2 separate regions of the Homo sapiens genome follow, and region 1 is linked to region 2. A link is a contact called in ENCODE Hi-C data. All regions are on one chromosome and are shown on one strand. Each heading gives the region's core, a stretch centred on a gene start or an enhancer-like site at or near the end of the contact. The rest is flanking DNA. Distances are from core to core; before and after follow the strand shown.

Region 1 (4,818 bases), core at 687-3,186, 350 kb after region 2:
CTGGTGGGGCTGCAGTGAGGCGGAAGAGGTGGGATGCTGCTGCCTGGCGGTGCTGCGGCGGCAGACCTCCACGAGGAGGTCCTGGGCTACCGCGGGGTACACAGGCGGGCGGAAAAGGGGGAGCAGAGTCAGGGGGCAGTTGGGAAGCTCGGAGACAAAAGGAGGGAGGGAGCCAAAAAGCCTACAGCACCAGGTATTCCCAGGCGGTCTCCCATCCAAGTACTAACCAGGCCCGACCCTGCTTAGTTTCCGAGATCTGGCGTGTTCAGGGTGGTATGGCCGTAGACACTAATGGTGGTGCCTGGCTGCCTCTTCAAGAGCCCGGCCCAGCCACGCCCGCCCGACTCCAGGCGTCACTGCCACCCCAGGGTCGTGGGGCTCGGACTGGGGACCCCTGAGCTGCTCGCCTGCGGTCGGACTGCTCTCCCCTTCTACGCCCAAGCACCGCCGGTCTGCCCTGCTGCGCCTTCCACCGGCCTCCCAGAGCCTCCAGCCATACAGCAGAGATGGTGGTTGGGATAAGAGTTTGAAGAGAGTGGAGCAGGTCTGGAACAGGTATTCTGGAGAATAGGGGAGAGAACAGAGTAGGAAAATTTCCACAAGGCAATTGCCTGAGACTGTCCAATTTGCAGACCAGGGCTTTTCAGCCTCAGGACTGTTGACATTTTGGATTGAAGAATTCTGTGATGGGGGCTGTCCTGTGTGTTCTAAGATGTTTAGCAGCATTCTTGGCCTCTGCTCCCTAGATGCCAGTAGCACTCCCCTAATTATGACAATAAAAAATGTCCGCAGACATTGGTAAATATTACTTAAGTGGGAGAATGGCCTCTGGTTGAGGACCACTGAGGCCAGCCAATGCGTACTACAGGAGAAACATCACACAACCTGCAGATTGGTGTCACACATTTATGGCCCTGACCTGGCCTCTCAGTTCTATCTGGTTCTTCTGTTTTCCTCATAGGCGAAGTAATGGTTCTAACCTAGAAGACAGAATGAGGTGAAGACAGGCTAACTTCTCTAAGCTCTCAATGACTCACGAGATAATAGATGTCAAGATAGAACCTACTAAGTGTTCAGTAAATGTTATCTATTGTCATTTCCAGGAGGGGGCTGATTGAAACTGAAGAATAGTACAGTAGGAGGAGAGGACCAGGAGCTGAAAAGACAGGTCGCTATGTTGAGAGAGAGAGAGAGGAAGAAAGATCTAATAGGACTTCAAAGGCTGTGGTAGATGTATTACTGTCAAAACCTGCGCAGCTTTTCTCTACCAGGCCTTGGAAAAGATTGCACTTCCTGCACCACTGGCAGCGGGCTGGCCAATGGGATGCAAGTGGAAATGAACTGTGCTATTCTGAGCAGAGGCTTAGGGACCATTGTGTGGGTAAGTCAGTGCTCTTTTTCCTCCACGTGAGGCTAGTGTGTCCCAAAATGGGGGCTGCTCCCTTTGACCTGTCTCCAAGACTGAAGAGAACAGGGACCATAGCTGTACCTATCCTGCGAGGGACAAAGGAACAAGCTTTTGTTAATTCAAGCGATTGAGATTTGGGGGTTTGTTACCACAGTGTAATTTGGCATAAGCTGACTGGCATACGGTGGAGCATCCCAGATGAGGGCAAGCTCCCAGGGCCTAACAGAGTGAGTGGCTGGAGTATGTGAAGGTGAAATTCTTTGACATGAAGTGGTTAAGGTCCCACGAGGCCGTGGTGTTAGATGGGTCATTCATGTGATGTTGTTATCATCCAGGAAGCTGGTAGGAGGTAGGAACCCAAAGTCTGTAATGAACAAGGGAAAGTGTGAGCAAAGTCAGCAGATGACAGCAGTAAAGGAGGAGTAAAGGGGAGTATAGATCTAAATATATATATGTATATGTGTGTGTGTGTGTGTGTGTATGTGTGTGTATATATATGCAGAGATTTGGTATATATATGTGTATATATATATGTGTGTGTATATATATGTGTGTGTGTGTGTATATATATATATGTGTATATATATATATGCAGAGATTTGGAAGTGTGGAAGAATAGGGGTCTGAGTGCAGTACTGGGGAGGCCCCATACCCTATCCTGAAAGCACATGAGGTATGGGAAAGTGACCACCAAGATCCTTTGGAGGGAAAGCCAGGTATCTTTTAAGGCAAAGAAGAGGAGGAAAGAAGAGTTTGCAGATGTAGGCAGGAAGTTGTTTATGAAACAGAGTGATAGGCCGGGTGCGGTGGCTCACACCTGTAATCCCAGCACTTTGGGAGGCCGGAGGTGGGCGGATCACCTGAGGTCAGGAGTTTGAGACCAGCCTGGCCAACATGGTGAAACCCATCTCTACTAAGAATACAAAAATTAGCTGGGCGTGGTGGTGGGCACCTGTAATCCCAGCTACTCAGGAGGCTGAGACTGGAGAATCGCTTGAACCCAGGAGGCGGAGGTTGCAGTGAGTGGAAATCAAGACATTGCACTCCAGCCTGGGCGACAAGAGCAAAACTGTCTCAAAAAGAAAAAAAAAAAGAAAGAAAGAAACAGAATGATAGTGTAGTTGGAGTCAAGAGTTGACTGCTTTGAGAACTTGTCTCCAGAAAAAGGGCATGTACTTGTGCAAAATGTTATATGCAAATTCAAAAAACATTTAGACTTCCTAGAACCATCTGTGGACCCTAGATTAAGAACCCTGATCTGGAACAGTGGCTCTCAAACTTGAGCAAACAGTTTGACAGGTCTGACGGTGTTTGACAGGTTGTTGGGCCTCACCCAGAGGTTTCAGTAACGTAGGTCTGCATGCGGTCCAAGCATTTGCATTTCTATCAAGTTCCCAGGTGATGCTGATGTTTCCGGCCTAGAAACCACATTCTGAGAACCACTGCTGAAGTCTAAGGCTAAGGGGGAAAGGTTTGGGGAGAGGAAGAGGAACAGTGGGAAATGGTTAAGGACAAGATTATGAAAGCATCATGGGGATGAGAATGGATTTTTGTTTTGTTTTACTAGGCTTAGGCAGATACTCCAATATTTCTGACACATACATACACGGAAAACCTTGCAAGAGTGGAGAAAAGAAGGGAGAGGTGAGTGAGCACTTATTTTAAGTTTAGGGCAAGGGGTGCAAAAAAATATCTTTTATAGCCTTAAGGATCACTTTCTTGAACACCCTTACTTTACAACAACAGATGTGATATCAAGTATCACATGGCCAATTCACACCTTTGGTCTGGTAACCAGCTCTTGCCCCCTCTCAGTCTAGGGCTTGTTCCCCTTCATCATTAACCTCTAAGAGAATCACTAGTGGGAAATAAGCTATGCTTTTGATTCAAGGTAAAGAGACTCGAACTTTCCAGTGCCCTAAACTGGGAAATCTTAAACTCCAGCAAAGTACAATGCTCAAAACTGGGTAAAGCTGCTACCTTCGTAGGGGATACATTTTGGAGAAAATTGCATCTACTTTCTTCTTTGTCTTTTCTTTTTGTGTGAGTGTGAGTGTGCATGACAGTTTGTCTATGTTTGAAAACCTGACCATCAGCATTCCTGGAATTCTTGGCAATGAATTAGGATTGCCAGTTAGCTGCCTGCTGGGTGACCTTAGGTAGTTCACCTCGTGTCTCTAAGCCTCAGCTTCCTAATCTGTGAAACAGGCTGATGGACCAGTGAGATAACGCCTGTGAGGTGCTTATCACCTGATACTGCCTCTTCTTGCTGGCACATCAAGCTGGAGGATTGCAGCATCTGAACACGAATGACCAATCAAATCTCGGGCCTATACCCCACAGACGTAACCTTTATCTCCCACCAGAGGGCACCAGTAACCTATAAAAATCTAAGGGGGCGGGCGGTCCCTCTTGCCCTTAACATCGTTGAATCTGCTTGAGTATAACTCCCTTAAGTCTATTGAAATATTCTTACCCCTGGTGTTTTAAGAAATCATTTGAAAAATACCTCTCACACCCAGAAGGAAAATATGGAGTAGAAGTGTAGGGTAAATGGTGCTCCAACTCCCCACCAGCCACCAAGAGAGCTCTATTTCCATTTTGTATTTTGTCCATTTTTACCATTCAGTCTCCATCTCCTCGAGACTATCTGTAACCTAGTTTTACAAATTATTCTCTCAGTAATAACCTATTGCAGTTCCCTTCTTCCTGGTTTATTCAAATGAACTGAACTGCTGTTTTTTTTCCCTTTGATGTACAACCTCCCGCCTCCTAGCCTATCGGGCCAGCCTTCCTTCCAGCAGGCAGTAGGGGGAGGGATCTATTTCTGAGCCTCGGTAGAGCCTCAGAAGCTGTTTCCCTGAATCCCTCTGTGATGAGAGCCTAGTGGTCAACAGGTACCTATCACAAAAGGCTGTATTCCAGGAGAAAACTCTTTCCCCATCTAAGGAAGGGAAACGACTAGAAGTTGAGGCTACCCACCACCACCTCCCTGAAAACATTACAGACTTCAGGGACTCAATGATAACCAATGTGTATCTGTGTCCTGTATACACATAGGGTTTGTTCTTTGTCTTTGTTCTTTAATTTGCTGGGGAAGGAAATACAGCCTCGGGCTAGCTTTCACCATTGCACCTGGGAGTGCTGGCCGAGACAAGAAAAGCCAACAAGAATATTGACTAGAAAAAGGGTATTGGCCAGGCACAGTGGCTCACGCCTGTAATTCCAGCACTTTGGGAGGCTGAGGCAGGCGGATCACCTGAGGTCAGGAGTCTGAGATCAGACCGGCCAACATGGATTTGTACTAAAAATACAAAAAACTAGCCAAGTGTGGTGGTGTGTGCCTATAGTCCCAGCTACTCGAGAGGCTGAGGCAGGAGAGTCGCTTGAAACCAGGAGACAGAGGTTGC
Region 2 (4,305 bases), core at 536-3,035:
TCTTGACTCCTCTTTCTCTCACACCCTATGTCCAAACCGTCAGCAAATCCTCAACGCTTTCCTCAAGGCAGATCCAGCATGGACCACGCCCCGCTAATCTCCTGCTAACACCTTGGTCTCCACCTTCACACACTCAGGACTGGCTTCCCTGGCTGGGCGCGGTGGCTCACGCCTGTAATCCCAGCACTTTGGGAGGCTCAGGCAGGTGGATCACTTGAGAAGTCAGGAGTTCGAGACCAACCTGGTAAACGTGGAGAAACCCCATCTCTACTAAAAATACAAAAATTAGCCAGGTGTGGTGGTGGGTGCCCGTAACCCCAGCTACTTAGGAGGCTGAGGCAGGAGAATCGCTTGAACCCAGGAGGTGGAGGTTGCAGTGAGCAGAGATCATGCCACTGTACTCCAACCTGAGCGACAGAGTGAGACTCTGTCTCAAAAAAAAAAAAAAAAAAAAAGAACTGGCTTCCCTGCTGCTGCCTTCATACCTCCACAGTCTATTCTCAACCCAGCACCCAGAATGATCTTTTAAACATAGAAATAGAACATATCACACCATAGCACAAAACCAAGGTCATTACCATGGTCTATAAGTCTCCAGTGTCCTGACCCCTCAGTGACATCCCTGACCTAAACTCCTATGATTCTCCCCTCACCTCACTTTGCTCCAGGTATACCCACCTCCTTGTTGTTCTTCAAACACACCAAGTATGCTAATGCCTCAGGGCCTTTGCACTGCCTGTCCCTGCTTCCTGAACATTTCCCCTCCAGAGAGCTGCGTGGCTTTGCTTCCTCACTTCCTATAGATCTCTGAAAAAAGATCTGAATAAAGGCTCACCTTCTCAGTGAGGCTTCCCTGACCACTCTATATAAAATAGCGACCCCTCCTACCTCGAACTCCATAGCCTCCTCTTGTTTTATTTTCATCTGGAGGACTTATCATCTTCTGATATACTATATACTTCTTTCTGTTAATTACCTGTCTCCCCTCTCTAGAATGTAAGCAGGGAGTCAGTTTCATTTAATGTTGGACACTCTATATCCAACACAGTGCTTGGCACACAGCAGAGACAAATCTGTTGAGTGAACAAAAGAATGTTGTCACCAATTCTCAGATGAAAAACCAAGGCTCAGAGGCTTTAAGTAACTCACCCAAATGAAGCCCACAGAGCCACGGTTCTTCCCATGGCCCCAGACTTGTTCCAAGACCTCCTCCCTACCTCTTCCCCCAAAAGAAGGGGAAGGATGTTTAGGAGTGAGGGTATGGTGGTTTGGTCAGGGGAGTGGAGTTTAGTTTTTTATAAGAAGCCCCCAGGGCCACAGGAGACCTTGATGGTGTGGGGAAAGATGTCTGAATGGGCAGAGGCCTCCTGAGTCCACCTTTGTGGCAACCCAGTTCTAAGAACCCGGGATGGGAAAGGGGTCAGTGTGAATGGGGAACCTGCCAGGCCCCCTGGGCACCAGCCTCTAGCTACCTGTGGGCCCTGAGCAACTCCCACCCGCTGGAGGGTAGGGAGCCACACCCCACCCTGCCTGCTGCCCCAGGGTGCCAGCACAGCATCTCCCAGCCCCTGGCTCCAGAGGTCACGCTTGTAGTGACAGAGAGCCCAGCTGGGAGAGAGAGCCAGCCGGCAGGGAGCCTGGCCTGGATAGCCCATTGCAGCCCCGCTCATCCCACTTACTCTGCCATTCGGTGATGGAGATCATGCCGCACTCAGCCTGGGGGGCTTTCCGGGTGGAAGCGGGCAAGTGGAGCGTGGCCCAGAGGACGCAGCTGGTACATGGTCACGGGAAGCTGACCCTTGGTTAAGTTGCGAAATGAGCCTGTGGCAAATCATTAACTCTCCCTCCAGCCCCCGCTCCACCCCCGCACACCACGCAGGTGCTTCTACTCGCCAGCTCCCTCCTCCCGTTTTCCGGTAGGGCAATGCCCCGCCCCTCCACCTGCCGCGCCTGCCCGGGGAAGGCACCGCCCACCTGACCCTTTCCTCGCACCTCGCGGTGTTCTGCGGCTCTCGTCTGCTCCGCGAAACTTAGATTGTATGTGGAAGCATTGGAATCTAGGGGGTGCTCAAGTTTCTTGCTTGGTTTGATAGTGTGGGAAGAGTTGGCATCTGCGCATCCCTTTGGGAATGTACTAAATTCATCTTGAAAGTCAAGCTTTTTGCTCTCTGCTATTGCACATGCTAGGCGCTGGGAGGCGATGAGCGACTGAGCACAAAGCCTGTTGTTGACCTAATGGCAGAGCCAGATCGGGTTAAATCAATGGCAAAAGCGCCATGGGGGAAGTTAGACGTGAAGGTCTTCGACCTCCTTTCCCCAAGCGGCGTCCAAGCTTTGGACTGACTGTGATGTTGAGCTATGGAAGACAAAGCCCTGAATTTGGGGTTGGGGCAGGACTGCACAATTTAGGAGGCCTGGTTCTAGTCTACCCACCAGCTGTGTAGACATGGATTCGTCCTTTGGGCCTGCAAAAAGAGAGGCAGTTAGTTCCTAACATCCTTTTTTCCCATCGCAGAGCAGTGGTTCTGACGTGGCATTGATGCCAGGAGAGCCAACATCCACTTTGCAATGTCTTCTGTGTCCAGAAATGAAGAAATGAATTTCAAAGACTACCTATATACATCATTTAAAAATGCAAATAGGCCTGGCATACAAAATGCATTATGTCTGTAATCCCAGCATTTTGGGAGGCCAAGGCAGGAGGATTGCTTGAGCCCAGGAGTTTGAGACCAGCCTGAGCAACATAGTGAGACCTTGTCTCTACAATAATAAAAATAAAAAATTAGCCGGATGTGGTGGTACCTGCCTGTAGTCCCAGCTACTGGGGAGGCTAAGGTAGGAGGATTGCTTGAGCCCAGAAGGTCGAGGCTGCGATGAGCTGTGATCAAGCCATGCACTCCAGCCTGGGTAGCAGAGCGAGATCCTGTCTCAAAAAAAAACAAACCAAACAACAACAACAAAACCAAGGAAAGCTAACATAATTTTTTAAAAAGAAACAAAAAGATAAATTATAATAAAACATGATGTCTTTCAATATATAAATGTTCAGGCAAGACTTACCAGAAGACATAAATGAAATAGGCAGATTGCTTGCACCCACACATAATATATGTTTGAATTTAAGAGAAATAGAAGATGAGCCATTCTATGCAAAAACAAAAATCACACACATGCAAGAAAATGAAAGAGTAGCAGGAAGTGAACATAGAATAAAAACTGTTAGATAAGGAATAACAGACCAGACGTACTTGCATATGATGAGAGGGAAAGCATCTTAATTGAAATAGGGATAACATAGCAAGGCAAATTAGAGAGCACAAGGTGGAGATAATATAGAAGTATGATGTGCATGCAAAGGAACTCAGTCTTAGGTATGTGTGTATTGTCAAAATAGCTCCCATGGAATGGGGTCGCCATAGAGTACCACAGACACATCAACCTCTGTCTTGAAACATATCAGCGTTGAGGTAAAATTCAGTCTCTGGGATCTTAAAAGGCCTTAGAGATCACATATTTCCAATGGGCAATGGGGGATAGAGGATGGATTGGGAAAAGAAAAGAAGATAAAAGTGGTTTAGAGCAATTGCATGTGGACACCCGGGACAGTGTTGTAAAGACAGGACACAACATTTCCACACATAATTATGACAACATAGCATCCTTGGGCTCCAAAAAAACTAAACATATAAAGGATGGCAATAATATGAAATAAACCCTAAAAACTTTTATTAAGGAAACTCAGTGAGATCTTCTGCATCTCAAGTGTCTCTGATTCCATGTTTGCTTCTCTCACATATCCTCTGTTAAATATTTTCAGTCAATTTCTTCGTTTATTCAGTATCACCTACTGATCAGAACTGTTTTCAATCAAATACATAGTAGCTGAAATCTTATAATCCTTTGTGTAGACAATGCATGGAGTAGATTATTCAATAATTTTAAGACAATGTCTTTATTCCTTTTAAGCTTCTGCTCCATAATAACCATCTCCTAACTTTCTGAGTGTTCATGAAATTTATTTTTAAAAGCTTACAAAACCTTTTGGTATTACTGTCAATTGAAGTATGACCAACTTTTACTGGTAGTGGGTTTAGTTCAGTTGTACATTCGAAAGTAGTACAGGATATGGGACAATTCTTTGTTTTGGAAATCTGTCCTGTGCATTGCAGTCTCGAAATGCCAGCAAGAGTTTTGCACCCTTATGATTGAGACAACCAAATGCCCCTAGGGGCCAGAATCATCCCTGTTGAAATCACTCGTAGGTTAAGAGCTTCATCCTGGCTTCGTGAAGCCTTGGGCATTTTA

The links. A loop is a pair of places that touch in the nucleus more often than their neighbours do. Pooled maps may share reads with other maps.
Region 1: a loop to region 2 is called in a pooled map, with 9 times the contacts of the local background. The contact joins the promoter of LRRN2-AS1 here to the promoter of GOLT1A in region 2. A Hi-C loop is called at or near these places in 3 of 37 single-sample maps with no recorded cell type and 5 of 50 pooled maps.

Annotation. Positions count from the first base shown.
Region 1 is chr1:204,562,235-204,567,052 of GRCh38, forward strand. It overlaps LRRN2-AS1 (LRRN2 antisense RNA 1), which reads left to right and starts at 1,937. Exons shown (of 13, transcript XR_007066814.1): 1 at 1,937-3,052. It also overlaps the pseudogene RNA5SP74. RefSeq lists a silencer at 3,593-3,682.
Region 2 is chr1:204,212,203-204,216,507 of GRCh38, forward strand. GOLT1A (golgi transport 1A) reads right to left here and starts at 1,786. Exons shown (of 5, transcript NM_198447.2): 1 at 1,680-1,786. The coding sequence starts at 1,704. RefSeq lists an enhancer at 1,657-2,313.